Regions from separate parts of the Homo sapiens genome. Here region 1 is linked to region 2. Evidence: read pairs that join two places in POLR2A ChIA-PET (ENCODE). Cell type or tissue: B cell. All regions are shown on one strand. Links, peaks and the distances in the headings refer to the core of each region. The heading gives the core; the rest is flanking DNA. Region 1 holds the start of LOC124907759 (a long non-coding RNA gene). Region 2 has its middle 38 kb from the start of SLC3A1.

The links. Peaks named below come from ENCODE experiments on the same cell type or tissue, not always from the same donor. Only the 100,000 strongest peaks of a DNase experiment are listed, where the experiment ranks them.
Region 1: POLR2A ChIA-PET joins it to region 2 with 12 read pairs; 3 of 35 experiments call an interaction of 5 or more read pairs at or near these places.

The regions. Positions count from the first base shown.
Region 1 is chr2:44,400,309-44,405,694 of GRCh38, forward strand. The region is part of intron 3 of CAMKMT (calmodulin-lysine N-methyltransferase); the gene reads left to right. LOC124905998 (a long non-coding RNA gene) reads left to right here. Exons shown (of 3, transcript XR_007086301.1): 2 at 465-577; 3 at 712-803. LOC124907759 (a long non-coding RNA gene) reads left to right here and starts at 825. Exons shown (of 2, transcript XR_007086304.1): 1 at 825-898. In B cell, for the core only: no CTCF peak of the experiment used is centred there; no DNase peak of the experiment used is centred there.
Region 2 is chr2:44,234,375-44,239,760 of GRCh38, forward strand. It overlaps a transcript of PPM1B not described here and the pseudogene LOC124906174. Among named protein-coding and RNA genes, the nearest start is that of SLC3A1, 38 kb to the right of the region's middle. RefSeq lists enhancers at 1-41, 42-541. In B cell, for the core only: CTCF peaks have their summits at 177 (motif pointing right), 378 and 2,150; DNase peaks (open chromatin) are centred at 237, 1,823 and 3,027; H3K27ac peaks cover 1,130 bases.

The sequences.
Region 1 (5,386 bases), core at 80-5,079, 170 kb after region 2:
GAAATATTCACATAAAAATGTCGATTTTTCAGTTTCTTTTAGAGAAAAAAAAAATGATCTAATGGCCCGAGTCTGAGCTCACATGGTAATTATTATATGGAATGAGCAGGGTCTTTATTTTGCCTTGGCACTCACCACTCTACCCATGGACATTCAGATTTGCAATCCCTGATGCATATTGTATATTTGGAAGCATTTAAGATGTTAAACTTTGTATATTTAGTTATCTACTTAAGATGAGCCAATTCTCATTAGTCATGTTGTTTATCAAAGCTATTTAAATGAAATACTTAAAAATTCTTTTGGTGATAAGCCTTTTTAAAAAAATTCAACAAGTTAATCATTAATCTTTGGGAAATATTTTTTCCCATACCATCCATGAATGGCAACAGCTATTAACAAATATTTATATTATTTTATTGAATAAAAAATAAGCTAACACTATTTTAAATATTTTTCAACAGCCAGTATCTTCGAGAAAGCGTATTTTTGAAACATACTTATTTGAGTTAAAATTGTGAAATGCATTTAAAAATTGAAATTGAAAGTAGAACTACTGGAGAAGTTTTAAATATTTGTGAGTACATGTATGTGTGTATGTGCATGTATACTTATGTGTGTGTATATATATATATATATATATATATATATATGTATGTACATAAAATACATAGTTAACTTGTTCTTCATTTGGTTCTTGTTTATTTATAGATTGGAACAGAAAGAGCAATCTCCACAAGTGTTTATTAAGTTCCTATTATGTGCTGTCCTGCATTTTCAATTCTCAAATGATTTATCAACTTTGAAGTACAAAGTAGTAAAACATTCTTTCTACACATGTTGAAGAAACTACTGCAAGTTAAATTTGGATAAATATCTCAGTATCTGATGCATCCAGGTACTTGGATGATTTCTGTGAACTATATCTGACTTCTCACCAGCAAACATGTTTTAAAAATAATACAAAGACGGGGCACAGTGGCTCACGCCTGTAATCTCAGCACTTTGGGAGGTGAGGCGGGTGGATCACCTGAGGTCAGGAGTTTGAGACCAGCCTGGCCAACATGGTGAAACTCCATCTCTACTAAAAACAGAAAAATTAGCCAGGCATGGTGGCGGACGCCTGTAGTCTTAGCTATTCAAGAGGCTGAGGCAGGTGAATCTATTGAACCCGGGAGGCGGAGGTTGCAGTGAGCTGAGATTGTGTCACTGCACTCCAGACTGGGTGACAGAGACTCTGTCTCAAAAAAAAAAATAAAATAAAATTTAAAATAGCTACATTGCTTCACCAATGAAGAATTTACCCTGCTAACAATTTTTAGAATTTTGGCAAAAAAATGGCTTGAATAACTACATTAAATATGAATTTAATGGCTTGAACATATTGTCTCAGGACATGATTTTATTTGTACATTTTTAAGGTTTAATATATTTTCAGTTAAAATTATCTATATGTAGATCAATTTCTTGCTTTCGGAGTCTTTTCTGAAGCCTTCTGATGTCTTCCAGTTTGACCTCTACACCAGCAACAAGCATCTTGACATCTTCCCTCACTATCATCTTGAGGATTCATTTCATTTCTTTTGTTTTGTATCTCGTTCTAAATTCCATGGCTTCCTTTTTGTTTGGTCTGTTGTTTTGGAGGATTATAAACTCCAGTAGCTTCCTGAGAAAGTAAGGGGAAGTAATTTTTTGAGAACTTGTGATACTTTGGTTGGATATAAAATGATAGAATTGGCCGGGCGCGGTGGCTCACGCCTATAGTCCCAGGACTTTGGGAGGCCAAGGCGGGTGGATCACCTGAGGTTGGGCGTTCGAGACCAGCCTGGCCAACATGGTGAAACCCCGTCTCTACTAAAGATACAAAAAAATTAGCCAGGCCTGGTGGCAGGTGCCTGTAATCATAGCTACTCGGGAGGCTGAGGCAGAAGAATTGCTTGAACCCGGGAGGCAGAGCTTGCAGTGAGCCAATATCGCACCATTGCACCCCAGCTTGGGTGACACAGCAAGACTCTGTCTAAAAAAAAAAAAAAAAAAAAAGATAGAATTTAAAACAATTTCCCCTTCAAAGTTTTACAGTAATGTGTCATAGCTTCTAGAGTTGCATTTGAGTAGTCCAATGCTATTCTAACTTATCATTTTTATGAAACTTGTTAATTCTCTGTTGATTGAATCTTCTGTTATTCCCATTATTCCAATATTTTATGATAAAATATCTTTGTGTGGCTGTATTTTCAAACATTGTGTTGGACATTTCTTGGGCACTTTTCAGTTTAGAAAGTCATATTTTTCAGTCTGGAAAATTTTTTTGAATTACTCTTTTAATGACTTTCTTCCATCTGTTTTCTCTGTTTCTTTCAGAAACTTCCATTTTTTGAATGTTGTGCATCCTGGACAGTTCTCTAATTATCTTTTCATCTTTTGTTTTGCTGTTTTTTTTTTTTTTTTTTTACTTTTTCTTTACTTTTAACCTTTCTGTTGAGTTTTTTATTTCTATTTTTACGCTTTTTAATGTCCAAAAGTTCTTTTTCTCTTTTCTTAGCTTTTTCCCCCATAGCATTCTTTTCATATTTCTTAATTGCCTTTCTTGCTTTTTTTGAAGATATTACTGAAAGTTTTTTTTTTTTTTCTGTCTTTATAGTCTTTGTTTCCTTTAAATCGCTTTTTCTGTTTCTTTTCTTTGGTCTCTGTCTGTTACAGTAGAGGCTTTCATTACATTTCTGATGATCCTTAAGAGTTGTGTACTACAAAACTGATTGGAAGGGACACTGATATTACAGTTTCCTCTGTGGGATGATCTGGTTGGGTTGATTCTTAGGGAACCCTGGCTGTCCATATGGTGTTTCCCTTGAGCTGGCCAGTTTATCAGAGAAAACACTTTTGAGTTTGCTGCTTTGGGCAGTATGTATACCTTAGCAGCTAGCATTTTGGAAGATGGATAAGAAGAGTCCTCAGTTACTCAACCCCCTGATTCAGTTACTCCACCCCCAATTAAAAAGTATTTTACCTTCCTTACCACCACCCTCCTTGAGCTGCACGAATGCCTTCCAGTCTGGAGAGACTAGACCCGAAGACATCTGACAGGATGGAGCAAGGGTAGTTGCACAAATCTTTGGAATAAGAGATGAGATTTCAAGATCTAATTGTTTTGTAAGTAGATTTTCAACAAATTCTTCTGTGTTTAGTCCATCCTTGTACTCTACTCGTAGACATGTAACTCCGGTTGCTTCTTAGCTTCTCACTACTGCTGATTTAAGATTCAGCTTTTTGTGCCTTTATGAACCTTCATTTTGTTTCTAAATGTACTTACTTTTATTTTAGGTGGGGTGTCAGGAAGAGAGGGAAGCTAATAGGTAGATTCACTCTAACATCTTTAGCTGCCATCTTTAACGCATACACACATATATGCACTCATATACATTAATTTCACATAAATGCTATAATCACTTAAAAATAAGGTAATAAAATTTTTAATACTTCATTTAATTAGACTACATATGGTTCTTGTCAAATCTACACTAGAACAGCATTTCCAGTTTACATGTATTGAGATAAATCACCAAGGCTTTGCATAAATTTTAGAAATTCTTTCTTCCCTAATTTCTGAATTCTTCAGCCTTCAAGATTCAACTCAGATGTCACCTATAAAGCTTTTCCTGACTCTCCTAAGCTATAGTTTATTGGTCCTTTCTATGTTTACCTATAGACTTTTTAATTTAATATACCATTAAAACATATCACATTGTGTTATAACTATGTCTAAATCACTTACTAGACTGTAAGCTTCCAGAAGGCAGGAGTGATGTTTTGTTTGTACAGTGCCTGGCATATAATGAATACCCAATATATGCTTTGTGGATTAGTGAACTTATTATTTAAAAAAGCAAACCACACTTTAAGTAAATAAATTAGGATATGATTATTTTAGAAAATATTCACTATACAAAATAATTTACAATGCATTTAAAATTTCATTACATGGCTTGTTTTCCCCTCCAGGAACATGTTCATATTAGTATCATTTTTGCATATGTGTGTACATATGTATGCATTTTCCATTGTTCTTCTTTAGTAGGGGTGTTACTCGTCTTTTAAAATACATACGTGTTATTTTGTTACATATTGGCGATATTTTCCCCTCCAGATATCTTTTGCTAGGAGAGCACTAAGTTGCTATTCATCTAGTTTTTTGATCAGTGCAATATATTTTAAGCAACTAGTTCAAAAATACATTCAAATAGCATGCCCTATTCCTCATGAATTGCTATTTCTTTGCTTAAATTTCCCACTCAGACCACCAGCAATCCCTTAAGTACTTTTCCTACCAGCTAATGCTAGCTTTTAAAAATCTACTTAATGTTTCTCTTTTCTTTCTCTTTGTTGCCTCTGTCACTTAATATACCTGTGTGCCTGTCTCGATATTGTTCCTTCTCAAGGTCTTTTTATGCTTTTAGGATGATCTTTCCTAGTTTCTTTTTCTACTGTCTTAGATGCTTTGATTCTGCTGTTTCTCCATTGCAGAGAGCTTAGTGGAAGGAGGAAGTGAATATTAAGAGTGTCTTTTTAAAAAAAGATGTTATGTATAATATTAAAGAGAATATAAATGCTGGTGGTTACTATATAACTAGTGCTCCAAAAAGGATTTTGATAAACTTTTAGAGTCTTTCATGGAGGCAAAAATACGAAAATGCGTTGTGTTTAAATTTCTTAGACAAGGGGAAAAGGGAGCATTGAAATTGGGCAATTGTAAAAAATGAATGATAGATACATGGGAGTTCATTATTTTCTATCTCTATGTTTTTGTGTATATTAAAATCTATCTAAATACAAGGTTTAAAAGAGGTTAAGTATCATTTTTCATTTCTTTTGACCCAATAATCCCACTTTTGGGTGTCAGTCCTCTAGCTCATAAAGACAGATGAGCAAGGATGTTAAATATAGCACTATTTGGACTGGAAAGGAACATAACTTGAAAACAGTCTGACAGCTGTACTTCCATTACTAATGGAATTGTTGGATAAATTATAGTGTGTCCATACAATATTATATAGCAATCAAAAAGAATGGATTGAGTTATATGCTATATTCTGGAGGGATGTCCAAGATGTATTTTTAGGTGTTGAGTAATGCATAAAATGTAATTTCATTTTAATAAAAAGAAGCTATGAATATTGCAAAAAGCTGTGAAGGCATATATACCAATTTATCAAAGTTGCTTATTTTAGGAAATCGGAACTTGAAGGAATGGGGTAGAAGAAAAATTAACTTTATTAATCTTTGTACTTAATTTGTTTCAAGTATGTGTTACTTTTGGGGAAAATGTAATGAAGATTTGAAAAAAATTTAAAAATAAAATATTTAAAAAATGAATGTCAATTCATCCAAG
Region 2 (5,386 bases), core at 89-5,088:
TGGGCATGGTGGTGCTTGCCTGTAATCCCAGCTGCTTGGGAGGCTGAGGCAGAAGAATTGCTTGAACCCAGGAGGCGGAGGTTGCAGTGAGCTAAGATCGCGCCACTGCACTCCAGCCTGGCGACAGAGCGAGACTCCGTCTCAAAAAAAAAAAAAAAGAAAAAAAAAAACTTTTCCGGCAGGGGGCAGGGTGGGGGTTACTGGTGCTTGAAACAGAAATAATGTATGAGTTAGTAAAAGAAAAACCCATATTCAGTGTTGACTCATCTGAATTTCCTAGCCTGGCTATTCTCAAGTATTTTGGTCTGAGGACCCACTTATACTCTTACAAATTGTATACTCCAGTGAACTTTTGCTTTTGTGGATACTATCGATATTTACTATATTAGAAATTAAAGCTGAGAAATTATACATACTGTTTTAATTTGTTAACAAAACAATTACATGTTAATATATAAACCATTTTATGAAAAATAATTGTCTTATAAGTTAGGATACAAAAATTCAGTGTAAAAAGGACCATTTTTCATTTTTGTGAGCCCTTTAATGTTGAACTGAATTCTTGTTTGTGCTTTTGCGTTCAGTCTGTTGAAGTGTGGTATGGCCCGATGGTTGAAGTTTATGAAGAAACCTGGCCTCACACAGATAGGTAGTTGGAAAACAGGAATATTTTAGTCACTTCAGATAACTGTGGATATCAAAACTTGACAACTGATAGTTTCTTGAAGATTGGTTGCAATGTGAAATCGGAAAGTTTATTAGAGGACTTTTCTTAGTTTGTTATGTTAAAATCCACTGGGTCTGTCTTGCATTTTGAATGGACCTTCTGGCTATGCATGATTTTGTCACATCATGAATTAGTCATTTGGAAAATACTGGTTCACTGAATTATGCAGTTCTTCTAAATATTGATCCGTTATTCTGCAATGATTAAAGTTTTTTGTTAAGGGTAGGCACAGTGATTCATGCCTGTAATCCCAGCACTTTGGGAGGCCGAGGCAGGCAGATCACCTGAGATCGGGAGTTTGAGACCAGCCTGACCAACATGGAGAAACCCTGTCTTTACTAAAAATACAAAATTAGCCAGGCATGGTGGCGCATGCCCGTAATCCCAGCTACTCGGGAGGCTGAGCCAGGATAATTGCTTGAACCCAGGTGACGGAGGTTGCAGTGAGCTGAGATCGTGCCATTGCACTCCAGCCTGGGCAACAAAAGCAAAATTCCATCTCAAAAAAAAAAAAAAAAAAAAAGACTGCTTAGCTGAATGTGGTAGCTTATGCCTGTAATAAAGCAGGAGGATTGCTTGAGGCCAGGAGTTCAAGACCCGCCTGGACAACATAGCAAGACCTGGTTTCTACACACAAAAAAATTCTAAGTACTCTAGCATGGTGTCACATGCCTATAGTCCCAGCTAGTTGGGAAACTGAGGCAGGAGGATTGCTTGAGTTCAGGAGTTCAAGGCTGCAGTGAGCTATGATCCAGCCACTGCACAGCAGCCTGGGCAACAGCGAGACTCCATCTCAAATTTTAAATATATGTCTCTTTTATATTAAAAAAAACTCAAATTTTAAAATAACATTGTGAAGGAATAAACAATCTAAGCAACAAATGCTTCCAAGCTGCTTCACCGTTAGTTTATTAACCTGAGTAGAATTTACCACCAAGAGTCATAATTTCTTAATGCTAAAAGTAGAAATCCACTGGGAGTTGCATTGTCATTGAAAAAAAATTATAATGAAGGCCAGGCGCAGTGGCTCACGCCTGTAATCCCAGCACTTTGGCAGGCCAAGGCGGGCAGATCACTTGAGGTCAACAGTTTGAGACCAGCCTGGCTAAAATGGTGAAACCTGTCTCTACTTAAAAAATAAAAATAAAAAAATTAACTTGGTGTGGTGCTGCGTGCCTGTAGTCCTAGCTACTCGGGAGTTTGAGGCAGGAGAATCGCTTGAACCTGGGAGGTGGAGATTGCAGTGAGCCGAGATCGCGCCACTGCACTACAGCCTGGGCGACAGAGGGAGACTCCGTCTCAAAAAAAAAAAAAAAAAAAAAAAAAGTTGTAATGAACTGGTCTTCCTATATGAAAATAATGGCGCTGTCTTGCTAGTTGTGATTCTTCTTTCTACCCAGGCTTTAAAATGGTTTTTAATAACAGGAGAAATAATATTAGTCGGGGAAAAATGTTTCTATAATCATATTAGCCGTATATTTGAGCCAGGAATTGACAGCCTCATTAGTTTACTTTTCAAACTGCCTGATATATTTTCTGAAACCTTGGAAAATACGCAAACCAGAGGAATATATGGTGCCCAAGTCTTTATCCAGCTTCAATACTTGAAATTAACTGGAACATGTCCATCAAATATCTTTTGCTGACCAAATATTATTCTTCCTTGTCTTGAATTTAAGGTTATATTTTTTAAATGACATCTCACACTGACATTTCCTCTTCCAAATTGCCTTCATTTGTGTTTTGAAGTTCATCTGGTTTAAGTATTAAGGGAAAACGTGATAAGATTTCTTGTGGAACACATTTTGTTTTGAGAAGCTAAATAGTATTTAGTGAAAAATAGCAAAGTGTGATGTTTTTCACATATTAGACAATTCCTAGTTGTGCAAAAAATCCATTATATATGTAAAATAGTCAAATGTTAACATAATTGTTAAGATGAATTCAAGCAATGATTTAATTTCAAAGCAATTCTGAAGTTACTTTTTAAATTCTGTACTAGAAAATGCACTGAAATGAAGTTACTTGCTTTTAGTTCATAATGGGCATTATAACAATTTGCACTGTCGTTTTTATGCTAAATTGCTTTTAAGTTTTTTTCTGTTCAACTTTGGGAGTTATTTTGTAAACCCTAAAGAAAATGCTAAACAAGTGTTTGTTTTTGCCTGTTGTTTTGATGATTCGTGTATGTTACATTATGGTCTAGAAGTAAATAGGTGTAGCTACTAATAGAGAATACATTGCTTTTCAGGCAGCATCACCGCCATTTCTCACTTCCTGCTGGCTTTTCTGGCTGTGGTATTTTCTCCCCCTTATTTCCTGTTTCAGTTTTATTTTACCTGCAAACACCACTTACTAGTACACTGTTTTGTGCTCAGATGTAACTGGCAGATATGCTCTTCTAATTCAGAGGTGAGGGGCACTTAGGAAGTCAGTATTTCTGCTATCTTGTAAGTATCCACAACTCCAGTGGGACACAAAAGAGCCATACCTTTTATGGAAAGGTAGAATGAAAGACTGGGCTTTACTTCTTTTAACTAGTAGACCTAGTCTATAATATTGGCAACAGTGATTTTTTTTAATGATTAAATCTGTGCAACAAATGTATTCTTTCCATATAACATTCACCTATAATGCATTTAAGATGAAGAGGACCAGTACCACCCAGGAGTTACCCTAATGGTGGGTCTGATACCTTCTTTCCCTCTCCTGAGTCGTTTACACTTACTTTTTTGGGCACTGATTATGAAGAGGTGGTTTTGCTTCATTCCTAAGTCTTGAAGTTATGAAATGCAATTTATTATTTATTATTATTTGAGATGGAGTTTCATGTTTGTTGCCCAGGCTGGAGTGCAATGGCACGATCTCGGCTCACTGCAACCTCCACCTCCCGGGTTCAAGCGATTCTTCTGCCTCAGCCTCATGAGTAGCTGGGATTACAGGTGTCCACCACCATGCCCAGCTAATTTTTTTGTATTTTTAGTAGAGATGGAGTTTCACCATGTTGGCCAGGCTAGTCTTGAACTCCTGACCTTGGGTGATCCGCCCGCCTTGGCCTCCTGAAGTGCTGGGATTCCAGGCGTGACCCACCGCACCCAGCCTGAAATGCAATTTATCTTAACAATTAATTCCACAGTGACATGATATAGAGTACCATGGGGTTTATTTTCATGAGATTTTGCCTATGAATAATAATTATATAGTATAAAGCTTATTTTAAATATTTAATATTTGCTATTAAAATTGTAATTAAGACTGCTTATAATTGGTATAGCACTTTGGTTCTACTGAAGTATACTCTTGAAAGTTACTGGGTTCTGCTGGGCACAGTGCCTCACGCCTGTAATCCCAGCAGTTTGGGAGGCCGAGGTGGGTGGATCACCTGAGGTCAGGAGTTAGAGACCGGCCTGGCCAACCTGGTGAAACCCCGTCTCTACTAAAAATAGAAAAATTAGCTGAGCCTGGTGGCGGGTGCCTATAGGCCTAGCTACTCAGGAGGCTGAGACAGGAAAATCTCTTGAACCTGGGAGGCGGAGGTTGCAGTGAGCCAAAATCGTGCCACTGCACTCCAGCCTGGGCGACAGAGCGAGAATCTGTCTCAAAAAAAGGAAAAAAAAAAACATTTTAGGGGGAGCTTGAGCTACATAAACATTCTTAAGTCTAGTTTACTTCGGACTGTAACTAATTTTAAAATGCGAAGTCTTCATGAAAGTTCTGTAGGCTCCTAAAGATCCTATACTCCAAGAGTTAATTAAATCCAATAACTTTAAAATGTATTTTAAATGGTTGTAATAATATATTTTACATGTACAATCAAAAGCCTTAATGTAAACTGAAATTATTTCACTAAAAATCCTAACTGAAAAAAGGAGGGGAGAGGAGGGAGAGGGAGAGAGAGAGGAGGAAAACAAACAAAACAGAAAATTGGCTGGACGTGGTGGCGTGTACCTGTAGTCCTAGCTACTTGGAGGCTGAAGCAGGAGGATCCCTTAAGCCCAGGAGTTCAAGTCTGCAGTGAGCTACAAATGGATCACTGCATGCCAGCCTGGGTAACAGAATGAGACCCTGTCTCTAATACAAAAAAAAAAAAAAAAAAAAAAATCCGGTTGGATAAGCATGAAATAGTATATAATTTGCATTTCTGATTACATGTGAGAAAAACATCTTTCCTATATATATTGGCCATTTGAGTTTCCTCTTTTCTGAATTGAATGCTCACACCACTTGTCCATTTTTCCATTGGGTTTGTCTTTTTCTAATTGATTTGTCTTTTTCTATATAGTCTAGATACCAATCCTTTGTTATGCGAGCTGCAAAACCTCTCAGACTGTTTTTCTTTTTTTCTTTGTTTATGCAGTCTTGCTATTTGTCATTTTTTTGCTGTATGTTTTTCTTGTTTAGGAAATCATCCTCATCCCAAGTTCATATAGTCTCTAATTTTTTTAATTTATATATTTTCATTTTCATATCAGGTGGATAATGTAGTAACAAGGCTGAGGGGAGGCACATCTCATGTAAGTGTGAAAACCCAATCATCATGCTTGTGAACTACAGAAGGATCTCTAATGTTACCTTCCAGCCATTTTAGAAGTCTACCTCCCAAGCACATATATTTAGGTTTTTAATCATTCTTGAATTTCTTGTTACATAGTATGTGAA